3 separate regions of the Homo sapiens genome follow, and all the other regions are linked to region 1. The links are chromatin loops, found by intact Hi-C in ENCODE. Cell type or tissue: heart right ventricle. All regions are shown on one strand.

The links. A loop is a pair of places that touch in the nucleus more often than their neighbours do. Peaks named below come from ENCODE experiments on the same cell type or tissue, not always from the same donor. Only the 100,000 strongest peaks of a DNase experiment are listed, where the experiment ranks them.
Region 2: a loop joins it to region 1, with 3 times the contacts of the local background. A loop is called at or near these places in 8 of 110 quality-filtered maps.
Region 3: it touches region 1 in a loop (1.9-fold over the local background); 9 of 110 quality-filtered maps call a loop at or near these places.

The regions. Positions count from the first base shown.
Region 1 is chr7:140,566,562-140,569,061 of GRCh38, reverse strand. DENND2A (DENN domain containing 2A) reads left to right here. Exons shown (of 20, transcript NM_015689.5): 8 at 249-299; 9 at 1,789-1,976. Among named protein-coding and RNA genes, the nearest start is that of DENND2A, 73 kb to the left of the region's middle. In heart right ventricle, no CTCF peak of the experiment used is centred here; DNase peaks (open chromatin) are centred at 1,401 and 1,841; H3K27ac peaks cover 2,481 bases.
Region 2 is chr7:140,505,313-140,507,812 of GRCh38, reverse strand. No RefSeq gene overlaps it. Among named protein-coding and RNA genes, the nearest start is that of MKRN1, 27 kb to the right of the region's middle. RefSeq lists enhancers at 1-524, 525-1,115. In heart right ventricle, a CTCF peak has its summit at 965; a DNase peak (open chromatin) is centred at 912; H3K27ac peaks cover 2,340 bases.
Region 3 is chr7:140,517,130-140,519,629 of GRCh38, reverse strand. DENND2A (DENN domain containing 2A) reads left to right here. Exons shown (of 20, transcript NM_015689.5): 20 at 892-1,210. The coding sequence ends at 923. Among named protein-coding and RNA genes, the nearest start is that of MKRN1, 39 kb to the right of the region's middle. In heart right ventricle, a CTCF peak has its summit at 1,547 (motif pointing left); DNase peaks (open chromatin) are centred at 102 and 1,509; H3K4me3 peaks cover 551 bases; H3K27ac peaks cover 1,492 bases.

The DNA of each region.
Region 1 (2,500 bases):
TCCCAGCTACTCAGGAGGCTAAGGCAGGAGAATCACTGGAACCTGGAAGGCAGAGGTTGCAGTGAGCCGAGATTGCGCCACTGCACTCCAGCCTGGGTGACAGAGCAAGACTCCATCTCAAAAAAAAAAAGAGGCAACTCAACATCCCCTCTGAATTAGAACATTTGATCTGTGCTACCACATAGAAAGAGTTTCCTACATGAGAAGAACTCACATTTGCAATTTTCTTCCTTGTTCTTTTCTTCTAGTGACAGATGAGAACAGTGAGTCTGACAGTGACACAGAGGAGAAGCTGAAAGGTGAGGAGAGCCACTACTGTGCAGGACTCAGGCAGGTGACTTGGAAGCTGCAAAGGTGGCCCCTCCTCCTTAGTATGAGGGACAGAAGCGTCCTGCCGGAGCTTGCTTGGCAAGGCGTGGACATCTCGGGAGACAGTGGGGCCACAGGGTGCTCCAGAGCCGGTCCGTCATGGGCATGATCAAAATGGCACTACAGTTGCTGAGAGCCAGGGTGGCTGCAGTAACGGCAGCGACCCCTGCTCCCATGCCTCTCCCTATGTCCTGAGGGTTTTCCACACTTCAAGGCTTGACACTGCAGCCCTAAGCCTCCAGAGACCTGGAGCTTCTGCCCACTTCTGCTCAAATTACTGTGTGATCTGGAGGAAATCACTTAAGATCCAGGGCCTCTAGTTCATCTGTCTGATGAAGTTGTTGAAATAATTGGTCCCTATGGGTCTAAAATTAAATAGTCTAGGCCAAGGCTTTAGTGAGTTTTCTGCAATTTTTCAGACCCCAGGGAGAAGCCAAAGAAAGCAAGTCCAGGGGCCGGGCTTGGTGGCTCACGCCTGTAATCCCAGCACTTTAGGAGGCCGAGGCGGGTGGATCACAAGGTCGGGAGTTCAAGACCAGCCTGGCCAACATAGTGAAACCTCGTCTCTACTAAAAATATGAAAAATTAGCCAGGTGTGGTGGCAGGCGCCTGTAATCCCAGATACTCAGGAGGCTGAGGGAGGAGTATCACTTGAACCCGGGAGGCGGAGGTTGCAGTGAGCTGAGATTGCGCCATTGCACTCCAGCCTGGGCAACAGAGTGAGACTCTATCTCAAAAAAAAGAAAGCAAGTCCAGATTGCTGAACGAGGTGACAGGGACCTGTCCACTCAGTGACCCTGCTGCATTCACCTCTGACACCCAGCTGCTCCCGGACTCACCTCTAGAATGAAGCAAGGCCATTTCATTGCAGAGTTAGTGGCAGGAGGGGAGGTGGACAGGAGTTCCTGAGTTAGTGGGATCTCTGCCAGTTGAGTCACAAGGGATGTTTACAAAGCTCCCAGCTCCAAAAGCCCTATAGTCTGGATTCTGTCACATCACACCAACCAAAAGACGAGGGAAATGGGTGAGGGGAGGAGTCACTGTCCCCATCTCATCAGACAGATGAAGGCAAGGACATCTTCAGCCTCTGCCCAGAGTCCAGACAGCAAAACCATGGCAGAGCAGAGCCAGGCTCCTGCACCCTGATTGGTTTGGTAGCCAACTGAATGTTGGTTCTCCCAGAACTTTGGCAGAGATCCCAAATAAAGAGTTTCCTACTAATTTGTTAGACACAGAAACACTTTGGGGATTAGAAAAAAGTACTTGAGCTGATAATTACATAACCTATTGCAGCTCGGCACAATTCCACATGGACTCATGGTCATTTCAGGCTCTTTGCTCACTCTGTCTCTCTCTCTCTCTCTCTCTCTCTCTCTCTCTCTCTCTCTTTCTCTCTTTCTCTCTCCCTCCCTCACCCAGCTCACAGCCAGCGCCTGGTCAACGTGAAGTCCCGGCTGAAGCAGGCGCCTCGGTACCCATCACTTGCCCGGGAACTCATCGAGTACCAGGAGAGGCAGCTCTTCGAGTACTTTGTGGTTGTGTCTTTGCACAAGAAGCAGGCCGGGGCTGCCTACGTGCCAGAACTCACCCAACAGTTCCCTCTGAAGGTAACAGGGTGGCCAGGTCCCTGTGGCCTGCCAGGGTTCTAACCATCACCTTGTTGGGACTCATGAATTGAGGGAGGTGTGGGAGTCTGAGGAACACCTAGCATCTAGAATCTTGAAAATGGGTCCTAATTAGGGTATATCAGATGAAAAAAAAATGCTGCTGCTAGAGAATTTGGGAGGTCCCAGAAAGGAGAGATTCAGGGACTTAAAAAGTTTGGCCAGACAAATACAAAAATTAGCCATGCATGGTGGCGCACACCTGCAGTCCCAGCTACTCAGGCTGAGACAGGAGAATCGCTTGAACCCAGGAGATGGAGGTTGCAGTGAGCCAAGATCACGCCACTGCACTCCGGCCTGGGCGACAGAGCAAAACTCCGTCTCAAAAAAAAAAAAAAAAAAAATAGTATGGCCAGAAATGCTTTCTCACTTGCTGTGGTCCCTGTGCTGACCGTGCCATCCTCTTTGCCCTTTCCTTCCATCTCCTTATCCAGCCAGCCACATCTCTTCCTAACCTAGCCTAGAAG
Region 2 (2,500 bases), 61 kb after region 1:
GCCAACTGGCATCTTTTTTTTTTTTTTTTTTTTTTTGAGATGGAGTCTTGCTCTGTCACTCAGGCTGGCATGCAGCAGCAGGATCTCAGCTCACTGCAGCCTCTGCCTCCCGGGTTAAAGCGATTCTCATGCCTCAGCCTCCCGAGTAGCTGGGATTACAGGTGCGTGCCACCACGTCAGGTTAATTTTTTTGTATTTTTAGTAGAAACAGGGTTTTACCATGTTGACCAGGCTGGTCTGGAACTCCTGACCTCAGGTGATCCGCCTTCCTCGGCCTCCCAAAGTGCTGGGATTACAGGTGTGAGCCACAGCACCGGGCCCCAACTGGCATCTCAATGGCAAACTGATTGTCTTGGCCTTTCCTGGGGGAGGGGAGGAGACTTATGCCAGCCATTACTCCAGACTCTTATCTTCCCTGCTGGGGGCCAGGGCACCAAAGGGGCCGAGAGGCACAGGAGAGAGTGAGGCATGGAGCAGCTGCATCAGCACTGCCACCTGTTTACTGTGGAACTTGGAACATGACTCCTCTCCTACCGGCCTCCTGTTCCCCCATCTGTACAACAGAAAAGATCCCTCCTGTCTCCAGCCTTGTCTGACACCTGGCACACCTGTGGCTATACCCAGGATGGGTGACCTGGAAGCCTGGTCCAGGGCCTTCAGCTGATGTTGACATTGTCAGATTCAGGAGACAGGGGGGAGGTGGAGCCCTGTGCAAAACAAGGGGGTGCCTGAGGAGGGAGGAGACGAGAGTTAGCTGTTGCCCCCATGTCTGCCAGGCAGCTAACAGCTGAGCTGACCTTAAAGTCAGGGCATGCTTCAGCTTGTCTTAACAGCTATTTATAGCTCGGGTGCCTCCTTATTTGGTAGCTGACTGCACTGCAGTCTGTGGCCTCTCTCCACAGGGATGCCTGCCTTCCTGACAAGCAGCCCAGGCTCCTGATGCAGTTCTGTCTCCTACAGGCTTTACGCAGAACAGGCTCACATCTGTGTGAGCTCTGTGTGAGCCTTACCTATTCCAAATGCCCTTTAAAGCCATTTACATAGCCGTTACATGTTTTATTGTGTTAAAATACACATAACATAATCCCAGCACTTTGGGAGGTCAAGGCGGCCAGAGGATCATTTGAGGGGCCAGGAGTTTGACACCAGCCTTGGCAACATAGCAAGACCCCCATCTATACTTAAAAAAAAAGAAGATAATGGGGTTGAGGGTGCCCTCTGTGACTGGCCAGGGGTTTGGAGGTGATCACTCTAGCCTATTTACTCTCACCAATCCAAGACACCTGCTAACCCCCAGAATCTTTAAAGGACCAGTCTTTCCACCCTGTGATGCATTTGGGGGCACAATGGGTACCCGTCTCTCCTCTCCCACCCGTTATGGGCTGAACTGTGTCCATCCCAAAATTCATATGCTGAAGTCTCAACTTCCAGCACCTCAGAATGTAACCATATTTGGAGATAGGGTCTGGAGGAGGTAATTAAGTTAAAATGAGGGCCTATGGGTGGCCTCTAACCCAACATGACTAGTGTCCTTAAAAGAAAGAAAATTGGGGCCAGGTGTAGTGGCTCATGCCTGTAATCCCAGCACTTTGGGATGCTGAGGCAAGAGGATCACGTGAGGTCAGGAGTTTGAGACCAGCCTGGCCAAGATGACAAACCCCCATCTCTACGTAAAATACAAAAAAAAAAAAAAAAAAAAATAGATGGGCGTGGTGGTGCGCGCCTGTAATCCCAGCTACTTGGGAGGTTGAGGCAAGAGAATCACTTGAACCTGGGAGGCTGAGGTTGAAGTGAGCCGAGATTATGCCACTGCACTCCAGTCCGGGTGACAGACCCAGACTCCGTCTCAAAAAAAAGAAAGAAAGAAATGTGGACACAGACACACTTAGAGAGAAAACTGTGTGAGGATATGGGGAGAAGGTGGCCATCTACAAGCCAAGGAGAGAGACCTCAGAAGAAACCAACCCTGCCAATCAACACCTTGATCGCAGACTTCCAGCTTCCAGAACTGGGGGAAGATGAGTTTCTCTTAGTTAAGCCACATTTGTGAAACTTGGTAATGGCAGCCCTAGCTGACTCTTACGACTCCCCTCCTCTGTTCTCTGATTTTACAAAGAATATCCTGAGCTGGATTCCTCCTCAAATTTGATTTTTCGGGCAAAGAGAGGTTCAAGTGGCAACGCATTGGCTGGGCTTTTGAGGCTCACCCTCCTCAATCCTCCACAGCACAGACACTCCTGGATTCCCGGGACCTCTGGACAGACACCTCTTCCCACAGGCCCCTGCTGCTTTCTCGAGGAGCCAATGTCACCGCTACCCTTTCCTAGCTCTGACGGCCTTCCAACTTGCCCACCTCACACGGGTCCCACCTCAAACCAAGCATCCCAGGCCTCATTTTAGCCATGAGGATTTCCCCAGTAGAGGCTGTGGCCAGTGAGGCAGCATTTCACATAGACACATGTCTATGTAAACACATTTAGCATAGACCATGAATCAAGAC
Region 3 (2,500 bases), 49 kb after region 1:
AAGGCCCCGGGCTCTGGGTGCCCAGCCTGTGTGCCTCTGAGCTGTCTGTCTCGGAGTCCCAGCCGGTTCCCTCCACTGGAGCCAGCGCCCTGAATAATGCAGAGCTCTACGGCCTGCGCTGGGCAGATGCTACTGGCATTTTAACCTCCTGTTCTAATCTGTCCCCAAAGAGAAAACAAAGGAAACGCTGCCCCCAGCACCTCCTTTTCTGGGTCCCCGGGCTTTCTTGCTGTCTTCTTTCTCTATGATCTCCTGCACTGTTAAATCTCAGAGGAACTGAGCTGAGGGAGCATGGCGGGAACCAGACAAGGACGTCTGGCAAGAAAGACTCGCACTGGTGTCCAAATTCCTCTGGAAAGTAGAAACGTGACACTTACAAGGACTGTAGTTTAATCAGTGAAAAGGCCCTTAAAGGGAAAGGGAGAATGAAGACAGCCAAAAAAGAGGACGGAGGCCCCAGTAGGGAGGTGTCTGCAGCAGTGAGGCCCTCCCAGAGGGCCTGTGAAGGGCGCCATATCTGTGCCTCCTGCAGGACGGAGGGCTACCTGGAAGCAGAGTGTTTTAAATACACACAGCATTGCTGGGCACTTTCTCCTCCCCTGGCTCCTGAGGGATGTGTTAATTCGGTGCTTCCTTTATTACCACAGAAGCAGCCAGCCCTCCTAGACAGCTCTGATGGTCTTCCTTTCAAACCCCCTCAAGTCTGAGGAAGACCCCACGGGGATCTCTGGAAAGAACAAAGCCCCTTTGGCTTCTCCAGAGCAAGGGATGAGGCTCCCTGGGGTGGCGTGGGGGCCCCGTTACCCGCACCACTTCTGGGTGGAAAGGGCAAGATTTATCTCACCCTCCTTTGTCTGCCTTGTGAAATGTTCTCATTTTCCTTTTTTTTAGGCAATAAAATGAAATTTCTCCACAAGAAATAACTCTCAGCCTCAAGGGAAAACTTCCTCCTAGTGCAGCCCTATGCTTTAAAAACAGTTCCTGGTGGCCTTTCTGAAAGGCTGGGTCCCAGGTTGTCACGGTGCGGAACTGGAGGCCGCGGTGGCTTCTGGCCGAGGCTGGGCTCTTCCCTGGATGAGGACCTGGGAGCCGCCTGGGAGGACAGCCCCAGAAAGGGAGCCCGAGACCAGGCGTGTCGCCGACATGCAAATGGGTTGTTTTGGTGGTTGGGTTTTTTTTTTTATCTTAGATATTAAAAGTAAGAAAAATGTGTGGGTTTTCTGTTTATTATGCCAAGGCCAAGAGGAGCCTGTCCTGCCCTACACGTTCCCCTCGTTCGTCCCATCCGGCCGCTCAGCAATGGAGCTAAGAGGAGTGGTGATGGGCAACAGAAATGAGGTGCTCCTCGGAGCGGGACTGACGACACATGAGGACTGTGAGGGGAGGAGGCGGAGCCGGTGCCTCGGGTTCAGGGAGTGAGGCCTCCTAGTGAAAGGCTGGGCCCTTGCCCTAGAGTGGAGGCTAGGGAGGAACGGGAGCTGTAGACGGATGTGGCTTCCCAGACACGCTGCTCTTCCAGAAGGGACAGTGATGCCACCTGGTGGCCGAGGCCATGGACGTCTCTCTTCCCAAATGGACCTGACTCTTCTTGACTGCCTTGTTCTCTTAGAAGAAGCCATGGAACTGTCCACTGCCTGAGTAGTCCCTGGCTTTTAGAGGCACACACACAAAAAGAGGTCAGTAAACTGTTCTAGGGGTCTTCAAGTTTACGACACTGCTCACGGCCCACCTTCCAACACATAGCCACAACTTTGACCCCGTTCCCATCTCATTCCAGGGGCCCAGAGCAGCATTAATGCAATAGTGGATGTGCACTGCCTGTACACGGTGGGGGGCGGGGGGACCTTTTGCGGCTGATGGTAACAAGATGGAGGGTGAGAACGCTGGGGCGGCGTCATGAGCCGTGTGCAGCCAGAGAGGCAGCTTGCGTTTTCTGGACCAGAAGCAGGGAGGGTGTGGAGAAGGCCAAAAACCTCAGGGCGACCTAAGAGCTGTCCTGCAGCGGGGACAGTGGGGACAGCAGGGACAGCGGGGAGGCAGGAAAAGCCCCGAACACAGCTGAGGCAGGTTCTCAGAGCAAGCCTCAGGGCCACTACCAGGTGACCCCTGCCCTCAGCTCTCACCAGCGACCCTCACAGAAACACAAAAGGGAGGGGCGCCGACCTCAACAATGGCCCAGAGGGGCCATACTGCCTGGCAGGGGTTCTCAACCTTTAGGGAGCGGGAGCAAGGGGCCTTCCGAGGATAAATAGAAATGAGGAAAATGAGGGGAGGTGACCTCTCATCCTTCCTCTTAGCTGGAGTTATGGACCCCCTCGCCCCTCCAAGTTCTACCCAGGCTTTGGTGTGTCCATTACTTTTTCAGAGGTGAAGATCCACAGTTTACATCAAATTCTCAAAGATGCTCCCAGAATGGTAGAAACCAGGCTGTGCATAAAAATTAACCTGCCTGGCCGGGCGCAATGGCTCATGCCTATAATCCCAGCACTTTGAGAGGCCA